Linked DNA regions of Homo sapiens: region 2 is linked to region 1. The links are chromatin loops, found by intact Hi-C in ENCODE. Cell type or tissue: PC-3. All regions are shown on one strand. Each heading gives the region's core, and the rest is flanking DNA. Links, peaks and the distances in the headings are about the cores only. Region 1 overlaps ATP2C1 (ATPase secretory pathway Ca2+ transporting 1). Region 2 overlaps ATP2C1 (ATPase secretory pathway Ca2+ transporting 1).

What was found. Hi-C counts contacts between places; a loop is a spot of excess contacts. Peaks named below come from ENCODE experiments on the same cell type or tissue, not always from the same donor. Only the 100,000 strongest peaks of a DNase experiment are listed, where the experiment ranks them.
Region 2: it touches region 1 in a loop (5-fold over the local background); 8 of 110 quality-filtered maps call a loop at or near these places.

The regions. Positions count from the first base shown.
Region 1 is chr3:130,961,546-130,965,949 of GRCh38, reverse strand. It overlaps ATP2C1 (ATPase secretory pathway Ca2+ transporting 1), which reads right to left. Exons shown (of 28, transcript NM_001378687.1): 13 at 1,855-1,979; 14 at 905-1,002. Among named protein-coding and RNA genes, the nearest start is that of ASTE1, 63 kb to the left of the region's middle. In PC-3, for the core only: no CTCF peak of the experiment used is centred there; a DNase peak (open chromatin) is centred at 1,889; H3K4me3 peaks cover 459 bases; H3K27ac peaks cover 2,978 bases.
Region 2 is chr3:130,903,349-130,907,752 of GRCh38, reverse strand. All of the region lies in intron 2 of ATP2C1 (ATPase secretory pathway Ca2+ transporting 1), which reads right to left. Among named protein-coding and RNA genes, the nearest start is that of ATP2C1, 11 kb to the right of the region's middle. In PC-3, for the core only: no CTCF peak of the experiment used is centred there; no DNase peak of the experiment used is centred there; H3K27ac peaks cover 2,779 bases.

The DNA of each region.
Region 1 (4,404 bases), core at 72-4,071:
AATATATAATTGTTAAAATAAAGTGATTCATTCATTCATTCATTTATCGAGTATTTATTACTATGAAGCAGGCTGTGTGCTAGGCAATATAGCTCCTGCTCTCTTATAATGGGGAAAAGGGACAGAAAATTTTACCTAAGATAAGGACTAAGAGGTATGAAATGCTAAGACAACATATAACATAGGGCCACTTCTGGGTGTTCTGAAGAAGTGGGTTGGAATTAAGGTGCAAAGGATGAAGAGGCATTAGACTATCCTAAACAGTGACAAAGGCAGCAAAGTTCTTAAAGTAGGAATAATTGTGTCACATCGAAAGAACTATAAAGCCAGTATACTTGGTGCACAGAAAGCAAAGGGTAGCATATAAGGGTAGAGGAGAAAATAAGGGACAGAACATGTACGGCTTTGAGACGCCACAGTTCAGGATCCTGATCACAATGGAAAACCATTGGAGTACCTTAATTTATGGAGTGACATGCTTAAAATTTGGTTCTAAAAAGATCCCTCAAACTGCTTATGGAGTGAGGGCATCAAGAATGGAAAAAGACCAGTCAAAAAGCTTTATCAGAATGGCAGGTGAGAAATGGCGGTAACTTAAAGAAGCTGGCTATAAAGTAGATGGCTGGGAAAATTCTTTAGGAAGTCAAAATTGGTAGGATTTGATTATGGATAGATGAAGGGGTGACTGAAAGAGAGATGTCAAGGAGGAATCAAAGTTTTTGGATTGAACAAGTGTACAAGTGGAATGAGACAAAGACTTGGTAAAATCACAGAGAGAGAAAATAACTCCACTACTAATTTACAGCCCTTTTGAAGGTAAGACACTGGAACTGTTAGGAATGTTAAACACCAAGTTTCTTAAAGGGATACTGTTTTTGTTTGTTTTTAAAAACCTATAGAGTACCTCAGCATGCAGACCATCTGAAGTAAATATGTGAGTAACAGTCATTTCATTCTTCGTCAGTGTTCCAGTTTTATCTGAACAAATCACATTACAGCAGCCTAAAGAATTAAATCATTACAAGTCACCAAAAGAATCAAGGAGAAATATAGGTTCACTTAAAAAACAAATCAAAGACTAGAATCCTGTCCTACTTCTCTGAATTTTATAGAAATCAAACTCATTGTTAATTTTAGATTAACTTCTCTCATTATGCTTGTTTCAGCATAAGGTACAGTTTCTGAAATTAAAAATAAAAATTAGATGATGACATGTTCTTATTTATATACAGTTAGTTTCTACAAAGCTACTTCACATTAGCTTTATGTAATGATCTTATATAACATCTTTTCTAGAAAGTTTGGAGAGTTTCTAAATATAAACCCGTATAATTTCTTCAATCAGGATTTTTCAAGGTATTTCAGCTTCTCATATATGGAGAAGATATTAAAATACAAACTAGAAATTAAATTCAGTACATTTTTGGAGTTTCAAAGCATATTGCACATAAAGTTTTGTTACAGCAATATAACTACTGTAAATTTACTGTTCTTACAGGCAAATTCAACTCAAGTATGACATTTGGGATCTGTAATAATACATTATCTTCTTTGACATGTCACAAGAAAAAAATTCTATTAATTTTACTCCAAGATTTCAGTTGTTGTATGGATTTTCTTAACATGATTTGTGCATTAGAACATGATGTAGAAAGATTTCTCTTCAAGTCCCCTCACCTAAGGGATAGGAATTTTTAATTGCCTTTTTTGGTTGTTAAAACCATATCCAATTTTGCCATAAGCCAAACATCATTATGCAAATCTCTAAGATAAAAACTGTAAAACTCTGAGATGATTCACTATTGACATAAACTTACGCATCATTGCATAAGAATGCTCTTAACACAGACTTACCCAGAGTTTCAACAATAGGCAGCTTTTTCACAATGGCCCTTTTCTTCACCATTCTCATAACACCAAGAGCTAGCGTCACTGTGACCACAATGGGGAGACCTTCAGGAATTGCTGCTACAGCCAAACTATAACCAACATATACAAAGTATTAAAATGTAGGTTAAACAGCACTCACAGCAAAATTTAAATTGGATGTTACTTAAAGCTTAATAAAACGCAAAATTAATATAGTCAATACCTAAAAAATAAACTTCTCAAAAGGAAGAGAAAGTTAACATTTACTGGATACCTAGTAGCTGCCAGGTTAAGCACAGTGGTTAAAAAATGTAGGTTCTGACATCAAATTGCCTGGATTTGTATCCCTGGCTTCACCATCTCTTACTTGTGTGATCCTGGGCTACTTACTAATCTAGCTCTGTAGTTTACTGTCCTCATCTATAAAATACAGATAACTACAAATGTTCAAACAAAAACTCATACATGAATGTTCACGGCAACACTATTCACGATAGCCAAAAGATGGAAACAGGCCAAATATTCATCAACTGATAAATGTAAAATTGTGACATCCATGCAATGGAGTATTACTTTAGCCACAAAAAGGAATGAAGTACTAACACATGCTACAACATGAATAAACCTTGAAAACATTATGCTAAGTGAAAAAAGACAGATACAAAAGGTCCCATATTATATCATTTCATTTATATGAAATATCTAGAATAGGCAAATCCATAGAGATAGCAGATTAGTGAGTGGTTGCCAGGGACTAGGGGAAGAGGAAAACTGGGGAGTGACTGCTTAATGTGTACAGGGTTTTCTTCTGGCATGATGAAAAGGTTCTGAATCTAGATAGCGGTTAACAGTTGTAAAACATTGCGACCATACTTAACTCCACCAAATTAACTCTTTAAAACTGTAAATTTTATAATATGCGTATTTTATCACAGTTTAAAGAATTATTTCACTCGCCTTTTATAATTAAAAAATAACAAGTCTTTCTTTGTGCCATTCCAAATACTATTTCTTGATCTGCTAGAAATAAGGACATAAGCAATTTAACCCTTCATTCTACCACTGTTCCCTCTGCTGCTTCTACTTCCTAATTTCCATTACCAACTTTTTCTTTGCATAATCTAGTACATTAGCATCCTTTTCTATAACCGTAATTGACTTTTTCATGCTTTATTTACTGGTTGATTTTAAAGTTGAAAGCACATAAGCAACAACATTATTGGCTAAACAATACACACTGAAGAGTCAAGAAATATGTATTATCATTAATACTTCCTTTTCTCCTTTGGGCTACTCAAAGAGAATGTTCCTAGTTCAAATGGAATCCTTTTTTTTCTTTTTTCTTTTCTTTTTTTTTTTTTTTTTAATGCTTCCATTAAGGAAAAACAGGCATTATCACTTACAATCTAGATACAACGAATCTTTTCAATCTTTTATATTTAAGTCATCTTAGCAAAACTTTGCAGAGGAATAATTAAATTGTAAAAAAACTTCACTCTAAATTTTCATTTTAATGATAACCCAAAACTATTCCTGGACTTGAAGGCATCTATACCTGAAATGGGTAACATCTTTTGGATGCAACTAACTGCTCATCTACTGCTTTTGGTGAACTTGGAACATATTTATCTTATAAATATTGATTTCAGATTTCAAAAAATATTTCTAACAGGCGCTAGCTTATTAATCTAGTTCTTCTTTCTTGCATTTGTTCTGTCAAATTGCAACACTTCTAAAACCACTGATGGCTCCCAATTGTGTTGAAAAGAGAACAGTTATCTTCTTTGGTCCATGACTGCAAAACATTTTCAATTTTAGATTTATAAACACCAATTACAATGATGAATCCAATGAATTTTTCTACTTCTGCATAATCTATTTCCTTTTAATCACTTTTATATTCATACCAGCCTTCAGCATTTCTCCACTTAAAAGCAGTATGAAGTCAATGCTGATAAACAAGCATCATAAAAGATGAATGAAATAGGGTCATGCATTCGTTTAGCTAAAAGAGATGGTCCAGATTCTTGCTGAAAACTACTACATGATAGAGTCCTTGCTGCAGAATGATTAACTGGAAGAGAATACCTGTTTCTTTTTTGTCCTTAAAAACAGATTGCTCACTCATCAAAATTAAGGTGTTTGAGAAGATCTAGAGTATCATCATCCAAAGACTCAGTCTTGAGATTTCACTTATATTATTAATTTCACCCACATCATTACGGCCTACAGTGCTTCTATTTGGCTCTTTGCACTGATCTTCTGATTTGTCTAATAATTGTGAAAAGTCTTCTCTGTCAATTATTCTCTTTGCCATTATAGTAGAAAGTGAAAAATTCTGAATTCTCATTTTTGTTCAATGAAAGCTGTAACAAACAAACCTAAAGATTGTGCCTTTAGACTTCTTTTACACCTTCTTAAATGATGCAATACTTTAGGCAACACAATAAGAAAACTAAAGAATAAGAGAATAGTGATTATTTACTTTATTATTACATCAACCTTCTCAATGATTCCATCATTTTTCTGCTTTCT
Region 2 (4,404 bases), core at 262-4,261, 58 kb after region 1:
ACAATCTGAAAAAAAAAAAAAAGAAAGGCAGACACTGTTAAAGGTCTCACACTTCCAGTTTCAAAATTAACTTACTACAAAACCTACAGTAATCAAAACATTATGGTACTTACATCAGCAAAGACATATAAACCAACAGAATAGAATTCAGAGTCTAGAAATAAACCCATAATTTCTGGTCAATTGATTTTTGACAAGGGTGCCAAGACATTCAATGGAAAAAGAATAGTCTTTTTAACAAACAGTATTGGGATAACTGGATATTCTATGCAAAAGAATGAAGGTGGGCCCTTATGTCACATCATATGCAAAAATGAACTCAAAATGGATCAAGCGTGAGAGTTAAACTATAAAATTCTTATAATCTTCATCACATTGAATCAGGCAATGGTTTCCTAGATATATAAAGCACAAACAATAAAAGAAACACATATATAAATTGGACTTCATCACAATTTTAAAAGTTTCTGATGTAGAGGATACCATTCAGAAAGTGAACAGGTAATCCACAGAATGGGAGAAATATTTACAAACCATATCTCTGATAATTATCTTATAAACATTGCTGCAGTGAACACTCTTAGGTAAACATCTTTGTATACTGGTACAAGTATAGAATATATTCCTATCCAGTATCCAGAATAAACGTATGTGTGTGTGTGTGTGTGTGTGTACACACATATATATAAAGAACTCTTACAACTCAACAAAAAAGTAAATAACCAAATTACAAAATGGTCAAAAGATTTGAATAGACATTTCTCCAAAGATATACAAATAACCAATAAGCACATCACACTTCCTAGTTGCAAAACTAACTTATCGCAAAATCTACAGTAACCAAAACATTGTGGTACTTGGATCTGCAAAGACTTATAAACCAACAGATTAGAAGTCAGAGTGCAGAAATGATTTTTGCATATGCTGTGAGATAAGAGTCCACCTTCATTCTTTTGCATGAAGAATCCATGCAAAAGATCCTTGACACATCATTAGTCATTTGGGAAACGCAAATCAAAACTACAATGTGAAACCACTTCATACCCCCTAGGATGCAATGGAAAAAAAAAAAAAAAACAGCAAAATGTTGGAGAGGATGTGGAGAAATTAATTAAAAGAAAGCCTCATACACTGCTAGTGGGAATGAAAAAATGGTTCAACCACTATGGCAGTTACTCAATAAATTAAAGATAGAATTACCATGACCCAGCACTTCTACTCCTAAGTATACACCTGAAAAAACTGAAAACATGTTTACACAAAAACCCATACATGAATGCTCACAATAGTGTTATTTTTTGACAAAAAGTAGAAACTGATGAATAAACAAAATGTGTATATCCATACAATGGAATATTATTTCATCGCAAAAAGAAATGAAGTACTAACACGTGCTAGAAGCCAGACATAAAAGGTCACATATTGTATGATTCAATTTATATGAAATACCCAGAACAGGCAAATCCATAAAGACAAAGTAGATTAGTGGTTACCAGGGGCTAGCGAAAGGGGAGAATGGGAAGTGACTGCTAATGGGTAAGGGGTTTCTTTCTGGGGTGATAAAAATGTTCTAGAATTATATCAATATACAATTTTGTGACTATACTAAAAACCACTGAATTATACACTTTAAAATGACAAATTTTGTGGTAAGTGATTCTATCTTGAAAAAGAAAAACCCAGTAAAGGACAGGGTCTACAAAATACTTCATGATTTACCACAGCTATGAGAGAATTAGTATTCATACTGTAGGTGGCTCCGGGTCTAAAACTGTGCATACAGAACAAATAAGATTTAGTCGATGGGCATGATTTCAAGCACTGACAGTTATGGGGCCACAGCTGATATCAATTCCCAAGTGTAAACGATGTAGAAATGAGAGCTGAAACTAAGGAACCAGGCAAGCAAGCCCAAGAGAATGATTGCCAAAGCACATGTCCTTTAACTGCTGTCTGGCAAAGCAATTACAGCTGTACCCAACCTTAAGCAAATCCAGTCCTTTTAAGAACACATCTTTATCATAAATAAATGGGAGAGGGATACTGTGCTATGATGAAACAGGATGTAGGAGGAACTTAAAACAGCATACAAACAATAACAAGTGAACCTAATTTTATTACAAGTGACTAACATAACCCTTAGGCAGGGATGAAAAGAACCCAAGTAACTTCTGAAAACAGAATTTGCCTGTATACCATAAAGTTAAAGACAAATATTGTACTCTAGTTTAAAACTGTGTTTCTCACCAGGGAATGAATAGGTCACTAATTCTAAAACTACTTTTGTTTGTGTGTACTCGGATGAAACAAGTAAGTCAATATACTGTGGTTGAGAACAGTTTCTCACCTTTGGAGAAGGAAGTAACAAAGAAAGAGAAAAGGGCTGAACAGGAAAAAAGACCAAAATGGACCCTATGGTGGAAGAACAGAACTGGCAGCATCACTGGCAGTTTTTTATTTATATACATAGATGGATAGATAAGAAAATAAAAACATATGTGTTCATACATGTTACCAAACATATACACTGCTAGCTCTATCTACTAAGAGAGCCTAGAAGCAATGACACCCAGTAGCATGGAGCACACCTGGCACCCAGATCTTGGTTTCTAGATATCATTCTCTAGTAAAATGAACTCAGCTCCCTGGAAAAATGGTTGATTCCATGGCTGGTGCAAGCAGGAAAAATACAAGATACACCCAGAACATCATGTGATACCAGAAAGTAAATTAGTGCTCACAAAATGAGAGAGGGTATTGTAGAAAAGACACAGGAACAAATTTTCAAGTGCCCTCAATAACCAAAGCGAGAATGACTTGAGCAACAATTACTGGATTTTAACCCATAAGGCAAAATATCCACAAAGCCATGTAAATAAATTAATTGGATAATTAATAAGTAAAGAGGACAGTACTTCCTTAATTGTAGAATTCCAAATATAGTAAGAATGAGTGAAATAGAAAACTCGCCATTAAGCAAAGACCAAAGCAGTAATAACTGCTGCCAGTTAAGAACCATTGATAGATAGCAAAACTTGCCCATGTAAAGTATGATGGAACACAGGATATTGCAAAACTGGCCCATGATAAGTATGATGGGACACAGTATATTTGCAGTACCTCCCCACTAGAGGAAGGTATTAATTACAAAGGAATTACTAATTATTATACAACTACAAGGTTAAAATGAACATTTATTATTACAAAGGAAAAAGCAGTAACTTTACAATGAAGAAATCTGGCAGACACAGCCTTAACCAAGTGATCACATTAACTTCACCCATCATAAGACATGCTAATCACGGGTGAAGATCTGACAACCCCATATTGAGAAACATTCTAAAAAATAACTAACAGTACTCTTCAAAAGTGTCAGTAACATTTATAAAAGATGAGAGAAAAAAAAGACTGAAAAGCTTAACAGATGGGAGGAGACTAACATGATGATAACTAAATGCAAGGTAGGATCCCAAATTGGATCCTGAACTAGAAAAAGGATAGTTTATAAATGTGAATGTCCTGGTTTTAATAATTATACTATGGTTATATAAGATGTTAACATTAGGAGTAACTGGGCAAAAGATATCCAGGACCTCTTTGTACTATTTTTATACCTTTTATGTAAGTCTAAAGTTATTTCAAATTTTAAAAATCAACATAATTTTAGAAGATTTTAGAAAAACCTCTCAAAGTAAAGTAAATCTTTCTACCATAATTGAATTTGCATCCAACAGTTAACTACATCTGAATTATACTGCCACTCTGGGAAGAATTTGGCATTTTTTGATCATTAAATTAAAAAGTGGGCATAATACTCCATCTACTGATACATCTGTTTGTATAAATTATTCTAGGTTTGAAAGAAATTTGGTACAAGGATGGAGGAAAGGGGTATCATACCATCTACATATTTTTTAAACCCGTCCATTTTGTTGCCATCCTATATTAAGCATGCAACCAGTGTTTTTTAAAGCCTTCAGTGAGCAACAATTATTTTACTAGCAATACAGAAGATGGAAAGGAAAGGAAAGGAAAGGAAAGGAAAGGAAAGGGGAAAGGGGAAATGGGAAAGGGGAAAGAGGAAAAAGGAAAGGAAAGGGGGGAGGAAGGGGCAGAAGGAAAGAAGGGAGGGAGGGAGAGAAAGAAAGAAAGTTTTTTTAGATTCCTTTATACCTTCTCCTAATACCTCCCCCACCATGACCAATGACATTCATTTCATAAAGCAGCTAACTGGTGAACCTAATTTTACAGGCTATGACAAACCAAACCCTTATGAAAAGACATTATGGTGGCATTCTTAACACCCTGTGCTTCCAGACCTAAATAACTACAGGTACAATGGGGAGCCACGTAAGCCTTTAAAAGCAGTTGACAGTCAAATACAATTTAATATCATTTAAAGCT